Linked DNA regions of Homo sapiens: region 1 is linked to region 2. Evidence: read pairs that join two places in POLR2A ChIA-PET (ENCODE). Cell type or tissue: OCI-LY7. All regions are shown on one strand. Links, peaks and the distances in the headings refer to the core of each region. The heading gives the core; the rest is flanking DNA.

Region 1 (4,350 bases), core at 1-4,000, 750 kb before region 2:
CCTGGGGAACGCACTAAGAGATTACGGCCAGGCCTAAATTCAAAGTCATGGACCTGCTGGGTTATAACTCCCATTCTTCTTACCAGAATTGGACTTAACATTAGAAGATGCAGAAGTAGGTTAAGATAACTGAGGAGTGGAAGAGATAATTACAAATACATGTCAGTGATGAACATCGTGCAGTAAAGATTATTTTTCGTCAGAGCATTCTAGTGGGTCATCTGGCATGGCTACACCAGGAGAATTTTACAAAGGCAGTCTGCCACATTTGAGGAGGAAAAAAAAAGATAACAATGTGACCATTTTAGAAATTCTCTTGCCATGAACAGTGTAAGTATGTGATATTAATAAACATTTCAGAACATTAGTTTGCTATTCTTAATGGATTAACATTTAGGATAATTTTCATATAGTGTATGTAGCTTATATTGTGCTAGTAGATAGTGGTTAAGGACTTGGGATTTCAAGTGGAAAAAAGTCTACAGTATTTAGTGGTTGGGTGCACTTACTTAACCCCTCTAGGCCTCAGTTTCTTCTTCTGAGAAGCTGAGGCGGGAGGATCACTTGAGCTTAGAAGTTCGAGGTTGCAGCTGGGCGCGGTGGCTCACGCCTGTAATCCCAGCACTTTGGGAGGCTGATGCGGGTGGATTGCCTGAGGTCAGGAGTTCGAGACCAACCTGACCAACATGGAGAAACCCCATCTCTACTAAAAATACAAAAATTAGCCGAGCGTGGTGGCAGACACCTGTAATCCCAGCTACTTGGGAGGCTAAGACATGAGAATAGCCGGACGCAGTGGCAGGCGCCTGTAATCCCAGCTACTCAGGAGGCTGAGACATGAGAACAGCTTGAACCCGGGAGGCAGAGGTTGCAGTGAGCCAAGATCACACCATTGTACTCCAGCCTGGGCAACAAAATAAGACTCCACCTCAAAAAAAAAAAAAAAAAAAAAGAAGTTCGAGGTTGCAGTGAGCCATGCCATGCCACTGTGATCCAGCATGGACGACAGAGTGACTAAGACCCTGTCTCCAAAAAGGAAAAAAAAAAAAAAACCAACCACCTACCTCCGGTGCTATTGTAAAGACTAAATGACAATACATCTATAAACACCTTAGTATAACACCTACCACTTGGTAGAAACTCCATTATTATTAACAGTGAATTGTGTTTTTATGGACTGGGTAACATACAGGTAGAAGAAATTAAAAAGATGAAAATTGGTGATCCACTTGACAGATCCACTGATCATGGGCCCCAAAATCATAAGGCTCATCTGGAAAAGCTGCTGCAATACTGTGAAACTGGAGTGAAAGAAGGGGCCACTTTGGTGTACGGGGGAAGACAAGTCCAAAGGCCAGGTAAGATCACCTCTGTGGGGGTTTACCGGGTGCCCGCCTTCTTCAGTTGGAATGGACAGCGACAGTTTAAGACCAGCCTGGCCAACATGGTGAAACTTCATCTCTACCAAAAATTAGCCCAGTGTGGTGGCACGCACCTGCTACTGGGGAGGCTGAGGCACAAGAATCACTTTAACCTAGGAGGCAGGTTAACGTGAGCGGAGGAGGCTGCAGTGAGCTGAGATCAAGCCACTGCACTCCAACTTGGGCAACAGACTGAGACTCTGTCTCAAACAAAACAAAACAAAATAAAACAAAGAAGGGGAGACAACTGGATAATATGTGTCTCCTGATGGAATAAAACGTGTAATACACAGTATCACCTATGAAGTGTTCCTGCCAAAAAAGCTTAAGCTGAATCTAATTATACCTTTAAGCCAAGCTTTCTATTCATAAGAACTGCAGTAGGGAGGGAGGAAGGAACAGGAAGTTATTTTTTAGTGGGTATAGAGTTTCAGTTTTATAAGCTGAAAATAGTTAATGAAAATGGATGGTGGTGAAGGTTGCATATTATGAATCTCATAACACTGAGCTGTACACTTAAAGATGGTTGTGATGGTAAATTTCAGTTATGTGTATTTTACCACAATAAAAGTCACTGGGAAAAAGAAGAAATACAAGAGATAGAGAAACAAATATCATCCAAAGGAAGCAATGATTAACCAGAAAGAAAGATAATGTATAAACAACTGACCCAGTCTCTTTAACATGACGATAGCATAAAAAATAAGGGGAAGACAAAATGGGGAAATGTTTTAGAGTAAAAGATCCTTAAGAAATCTAAACACCAAATACAATGTGTAGAAGAATTTGAATCCTAAATCAAACAAACCAACTGTGAAAAAGCTAATTTCTAGACATTAAGGAAATTAAAATATAAACTCTGAATAAAGAATACTTACTAATTTTGTTAAGCATGACACTGTATAGTGGTTATATAAGAAAATATCCTTATTTTTTACAGATGTGTACTGAAATACTGAGGTGTTAAAATTATGATATCTGGAATTTGCTTTAAAATATTTCAATGAGGAAAAGATAAATACAGCAAAATATGGATATTTATTTTACCATTCATTATACTGTTTTCTCTACCTTTACATAGGTTTGACATTTTCATAATAAAGACATTAAAAAATAAGAACCTGGGCATGCCAACACCAAATAGAGAAATGCAACTCTTCTTGGTTTTACTGGGCCAGAGGGAAAGAAAAAATTATAATGTAATTAAGTGAGAGGACTATTAATTGAAAATGACTTAACCTACAGTTGACATTTTTTCTTTGTTTTTTCCAAAAAGGCTTTTTCATGGAGCCGACCGTGTTCACAGATGTGGAAGACTACATGTACCTCGCCAAAGAGGAATCCTTTGGGCCTATTATGGTCATTTCTAAATTCCAAAATGGGTAGGTTCTTCAGACACAATGTAACTTAGGTTTTGACTAGATAAGTCATTTTTCCCCTTTGCCACTGTGCTATATACACAGCATAAGATTAATGAACATGTAATTTTCTACCATAAGAATAATTAACTTAAATAATTAGAAGTTACGCTTTTGCTAACCATCGTAGATCATAGTATATTTTTGCTTTTCAGCTTCAATTAATGGCCAACATAATGGGCTTTTAGCTGAATAAATTTTAGTTTTTCTGCACTTGACATTTGAGATGTCTGTGGAACAAAGTAAATAACTGAGAAATAACAAAACTGGTTTTCACATTTAAATTCCTAGGGTATGCATCTGTGAAATCTTATTTCCCTAGAGAAAGAGTGCTGTTATTATAGGGGATATTGCCCCCCAAAGCTTGATACTCAACTTTTCATGGAAATGTTCATAATCATCATATAATCAACTGTAAATGACATGCTGGCTTGTGATACTACATGAAACTTTGCAAAGAGTTCAGCTTATCGAAGAGGTCCAAGTGCTAACTGAGCTCATAAAACAATACTTAATAGAATGGGGTCTCATGGTATACTGCACAAAATTCTTCAGAATGGCTTTAGATTTATTTCAGCCAATGAGAACTTGAAAAAAAAATAAAGAATAGACTTTCTCGGTCTTTAATAGATATAGTATAAAAGACTTCAGGGGACTATAAGGTGTAGTGAGTAACCTTTGATATATCCATTCAAGGATGCATGCTATGCCATTTCTCATTATACATTCTCCCATGGTGGTGGTGTTAAATGTGCAGACATTAGAAGTCAGGTTTGAGGGAATCTACTGTAACATGGGTAAGTCACAGCCCCTGACCTTAAGGAGTTTATTATCTAACAGGGGAGACAGACAGAGATGACAGTTAGTCCACAGAGGGTCAGAGGCAGGATGGTGCAGTGGGTCAGAGGACCAACTCTGCCTCCTCTCCCCTCACTAACCCTCTGAGCTTGGGCCAGTTACTTAACCACTCTGCACCTCATGCCTGTAATCCCAACACTTTGCAAGGCCAAGGTCGGGGGACAGCTTGAGGCCAGGAGTTTGAGATCAGCCTGGGCAACAAAGACCCTGTCTCTACAAAAATTTTTTTTAAAAATTAGCTGGGCATGGTGGCATGTGCCTGTAGTCCCAGCTACTTCGGAGGCTAAGGTGGGAGGATCACTTGAGCCCAAGGAGATGGAGGCTGCAGTGAGCTATGATTGTGCCACTGCACTGCAGCCTAGGCGACAGAGCAATGCCTGGCCTCTAAAAAAAAAAAAAAAAAAATTTAAGCAGATGGCAGTAATGTTTTCCCGTTTCTAGCATAGACGGGAAAATTTTCAGAACATAAAATGAATCTTTTGCTTTACATTTAATGAAGTTTTATGTCTTCCTAAAAACATAGGGACATCAATAGAGCATTGCAGTGAGCAAATAATAGAGTATGGTTTGGTAACAATGTGTACCTCCTTAGGTCATTCTGAGTATTACTAAGTCAAGTATTTGCTGTTGCTGCTGCCATCAATATATGCTTG
Region 2 (4,394 bases), core at 138-4,137:
GAGACCGTCCTGGCTAAAATGGTGAAACCCGTCTCTACTAAAAACGCAAAAAATTAGCCAGGCTTGGGGGTGGGCGCCTGTAGTCCCAGCTACTCGGGAGGCTGAGGCAGGAAAAAGGCGTGGACCGGGGAGGTGGAGCTTGCAGTGAGCCGAGATCACGCCACTGCACTCCAGCCTGGGCGACAGAGCAAGACTCCGTCTCAAAAAAAAAAAAAAAAAAAAAAAAAAAAAGAATTTGATCAGAGGCCAGGCATGGTGGCTCACACCTGTAATCCCAGCACTTTGGGAGGCTGAGGCGGGTGGATCAGAAGGTCAGGAGATCAAGACCATCCCAGCTAACACGATGAAACCCCCTCTCTACTAAAAATACAAAAAAATTAGCCGGGCGTGGTTGTAGGCGCCTGTAGTCTCAGCTACTCGGGAGGGTGAGGCAGGAGAATGGAGTGAACCCGGGAGGCGGAGGTTGCAGTGAACCAAGATCACGCCACTGCACTCCAGCCTGGGTGACAGAGTGAGACTTCGTCTCAAAAAAAAAAAAAAAGAATCTTGCCAAAGGTCACAAACCAGGTAAGTGTTGGAGCTGGTATATAAATCCAACTGTGCCTACCTCCAAATCCATTGTTTGTCTTACAATTAAATAATATAGAGTGAGGAACAGGCTAAAAACCGGTAAAAACAACAAGTAAATCCGGTAAACTTGATTTGTAGGGACAAAAAAAAAACCCCGGTAACCTTCTGATAACAAACAAGGAAAATCATCCATGAATCATCCACCCTGAAAACTCTGGAATCTACTGAGGGGACTATGACCTGTAGTCATTCTGTCTTTATTTCTTTTGTTTATTTGTTTGTTTTTTGGAGACAGAATCTTGCTCTGTCATCCAGGCTGGAGTGCAGTGGCACAATCATAGCTCACCACAGCCTCAAACTCCTGGGTTTAAATGATCCTCATGCCTCAGCTTCCCAAGTAGCTGGCCAGAGGCACACACTACCGTGCCTGACTAATTTTTTTTTTTTTTTTGAGACAGAGTCTTACTTTGTTGCCCAGGCTGGAGTGCAGTGGCGCGATCTCAGCTCACTGCAAGCTCCGCCTCCCGGGTTCATGTCATTCTCCTGCCTCAGCCTCCCTAGTAGCTGGTACTATAGGCGCCCGCCACCACACCCAGCTAATTTTTTTTTTTTTTTGTATTTTTAGTAGAGACGGGGTTTCACCGCATTAGCCAGGATGGTCTTGATCTCCCGATCTTGTGATCCACCCGCCTCGGCCTCCCCAAGTGCTGGGATTACAGTCATGAGCCACCGCACCCGGCCTATGCTTCATTTAAAAAAATGTTTTGTAGAGACAGGGTCTCGCTTTGTTGCCCAGGCTGGTATCAAACTCCTGGGCTCAAGCAGTCCTCTCACCTCAGCCTCCCAAAGTGCTGGGATTATAGGCATGAGCCACTGTGCCCGGCTCCCATCTTTATTTCTTATATCAAGCTATATGAAAGACATCTGTTTACATGTCCCCACTCTTAGAACCATCACTTAATGAACACCTCTGTGCCAGGAACTTTACATGTTCTCAGTCATCTCAATAACCCTTTGGGATATATATTATTATCTCCATTTACAGATGAGTAACCCAAGTTTAAGTGACTGTCCCAAGAGCCGACAGCTAGTCCAGGATTTACGCCTGCATGCTCTTCACTCTCCACCACAGTATTATTTACTTGAGGGGTTGGTCTTTCTTACCCTGGCATCTGGCACAGTGCCTTTCCCATAATGGGCACTCACTCAAGCTTCAAATTCAACTGGCACTTCAGCAGGCTTTTGACTGTTAGTGAAGTGGAAAAGAGAAGAAAGGGAGTGTAAGGTGTTCTGGTAAACCAGTTCTGAGTGGTGGTGGGGAGGCCCTGATTTGTAGTATTTGCTAATTTCTGGAGTTGAATACTCCCACTTTGGCTAATTTCAAGCTACCAACCTACTTGCAAAATTCCTTGATGTTTAACAAGGGGTCTCTTGAGCTGGTACGAGCCAGCTCCAGCACACTGCCCAAAGGCTCAAGTCGTCAGGTACAAGTTACTTTCACTTCTCTGTCTTCTCTTCCCAGCAGCTCTCTATACTTACATGTCACTGCAACCTCAGAAGAATAAGGATTGTTCTACCTCTGCTAAAGCTCGCCTTTACCAGAGCACTACAACCTATAACCTATCCCAATTCCAAGTGGTCTTAGGGGACCCCACCTTTCTTCAACATCCTCTTCCTATCTTGTATTCAGGGCCGTTTAAGCCATTCCGCCTTCAAATGTGCCCAGGTCTCCTCTTTTGTAAATCTCTGGGCTAATCCCATAGCATCATCTGGCGTTCTACTAACAAGCAGTATAGCTCAATAGTTATAAGAGCCCGCAATGAAATCACGTAACCTGGCTTTTCTGCTGGCAAACTGTGTGCCCTTAGGCAACTTCTGTTACCTCTCTGTGCCTTTGTTTACTCATCTATAAAATGGTGATAAATACAGTATCTACACTTCATGTGGTGATTGTGGAAAACGAGATGAGTAAATAGATGTAAAGGATGTAAATAGATGTAAAAGACTCAATAGCTTAGTTATTATAATCATTATGTCCTCATGCATGGTATAAATCCATGATGACCTCAGTGTGGTTAGAAGTTTGGATTTTCCCCTTTTACAGGTTGGTCATTCACAGTAACTGTCAACAAAGCATTACAGTGGACACCGATCAAAACTTAACTCAAGGCTGGGTGCAGTGGCTCATGCCTGTAATCCCAGCATTTTGGGAGGCTAAGGCCGGTGGATTACCTGAGGTCAGGAGTTCGAGACCAGCCTGACCAACACGGAGAAACCCCTTCTCTACTAAAAATACAAAATTAGCCAGGCATGGTGGTGCATGCCTGTAATCCCAGCTACTCAGGAGGCTGAGGCAGGAGAATCGCTTGAACCTGGGAGGCAGAGGTTGCAGTGAGCCGAGATTGCACCATTGCACTCCAGCCTGGAGTAGCACATTCATTTTTTCATTTTACTTTTAATTAGCAAGCAGTCTGTGGCTAAGCATGCCATTTTCCGCAGTGCATATATTCTCATTACCCAGAGCTTGTCTTTTCTTGCCAGAAGAAGAAAAACATAATTTTCTTTTTTTTTTGAGATGGAGTTTGGCTCTTGTTGCCCAGGCTGGAGTGCAATGGTGCGATCTCAGCTCACTGCAACCTCTGCCTCCTGGGTTCAAGTGGTTCTCCTGCCTCAGCCACCCGAGTAGCTGGGATTACAGGCATGCGCCACCACACCTGGCTAGAAAAACATAATTTTCTTAAACAACTTGCTAAAAGGAGTGAAAGGAACATGAAAAACCTCTTTAAAAATTAGTGCCTGCATTCTGCATTACATGTACACACATGCGTAATATGCACATGCTAGTACATGCAGAATATTTCCCTTCTGCAATCCATTTGCTTTTGGTCGCTCAGTGTCCCATTTCAATCTTAGAGGAAAGAAAAAGTTTTCAGGTAGAAAACCACTGACCAGAAGTACCTCAAGAGGTACAGGCTCCATTCCAGTCAACTCTCAGATGTTTCATCTCATAAAAGTGCAGATCAACCACCCTCACCACCAGCCAAGGAGTTACATACTAATTAGTAGTGGTAAACAGCTATTAGAACCTAAGATGAAAGAAGTGCCATATAGCTTATTATTATTATTTTTTTTATTATTAATTTTTTTTTTTTGAGATGGAGTCTCACTCTGTTACCCAGGCTGGAGTGCAGTGGCATGATCTTGGCTCACTGCAACCTCTGCCTCCCGGGTTCAAGCAATTCTCCTGCCTCAGCCTACCGAGTAGCTGGGACTACAGGTGCACGCTGCCACGCCCAGCTAATTTTTTTTTGTATTTTATTAGAGACAGGGTTTCACCGTGTTGCCCAGGCTGTTCTCGAACTCCTGAACTCAGGCGATCCACCCGCCTCGGCCTCCCAAAGTGCTAGGATTACAGGCGTGAGCCACCGTGCCCGGCAGCTTATTATTATTAACCTCTAAATTCTTAAACACTATTAGATAGTTGATCTTGAGAAGAACATCCCCCTCTAATTTCTCTGAGAGCCAAAATCCCAGAAGCCCGAGACAGTTGATGGCTACCAGTCGTTAATGGAAAGCTATGGTCACTTCATGGAGCTGGGCCTGAAGGAGCCTTGGATCTTTCTAATGCTCTAGGCCCTGGTTTGAATTGAGAGTGACCTATGTCTCATTAAGAGGCATTCAGACCAATTTCTCCACCCCAAAGACAGATGAGAACCTTATAGTTCTCCACCAGTATATATCTGAATTCCTTTATCTATAGATTTTTTGTTTTTTGTTTGTTTTGTTTTGTTTTGTTTTTGAGATGGAGTCTCGCTCTGTCGCCC

What was found. ChIA-PET counts read pairs that join two places held together with the same protein. Peaks named below come from ENCODE experiments on the same cell type or tissue, not always from the same donor. Only the 100,000 strongest peaks of a DNase experiment are listed, where the experiment ranks them.
Region 1: POLR2A ChIA-PET joins it to region 2 with 7 read pairs; 1 of 35 experiments calls an interaction of 5 or more read pairs at or near these places.

What each region holds. Positions count from the first base shown.
Region 1 is chr12:105,028,777-105,033,126 of GRCh38, reverse strand. It overlaps ALDH1L2 (aldehyde dehydrogenase 1 family member L2), which reads left to right. Exons shown (of 23, transcript NM_001034173.4): 20 at 1,193-1,358; 21 at 2,698-2,803. Among named protein-coding and RNA genes, the nearest start is that of NOPCHAP1, 45 kb to the right of the region's middle. In OCI-LY7, for the core only: no CTCF peak of the experiment used is centred there; a DNase peak (open chromatin) is centred at 1,826; H3K4me3 peaks cover 601 bases; H3K27ac peaks cover 853 bases.
Region 2 is chr12:104,274,027-104,278,420 of GRCh38, reverse strand. All of the region lies in intron 3 of TXNRD1 (thioredoxin reductase 1), which reads right to left. All of the region lies in intron 1 of TXNRD1-AS1 (TXNRD1 antisense RNA 1), which reads left to right. Among named protein-coding and RNA genes, the nearest start is that of TXNRD1-AS1, 4.6 kb to the left of the region's middle. RefSeq lists enhancers at 2,302-2,471, 3,915-4,084. In OCI-LY7, for the core only: no CTCF peak of the experiment used is centred there; DNase peaks (open chromatin) are centred at 1,670 and 2,050; H3K4me3 peaks cover 1,175 bases; H3K27ac peaks cover 1,142 bases.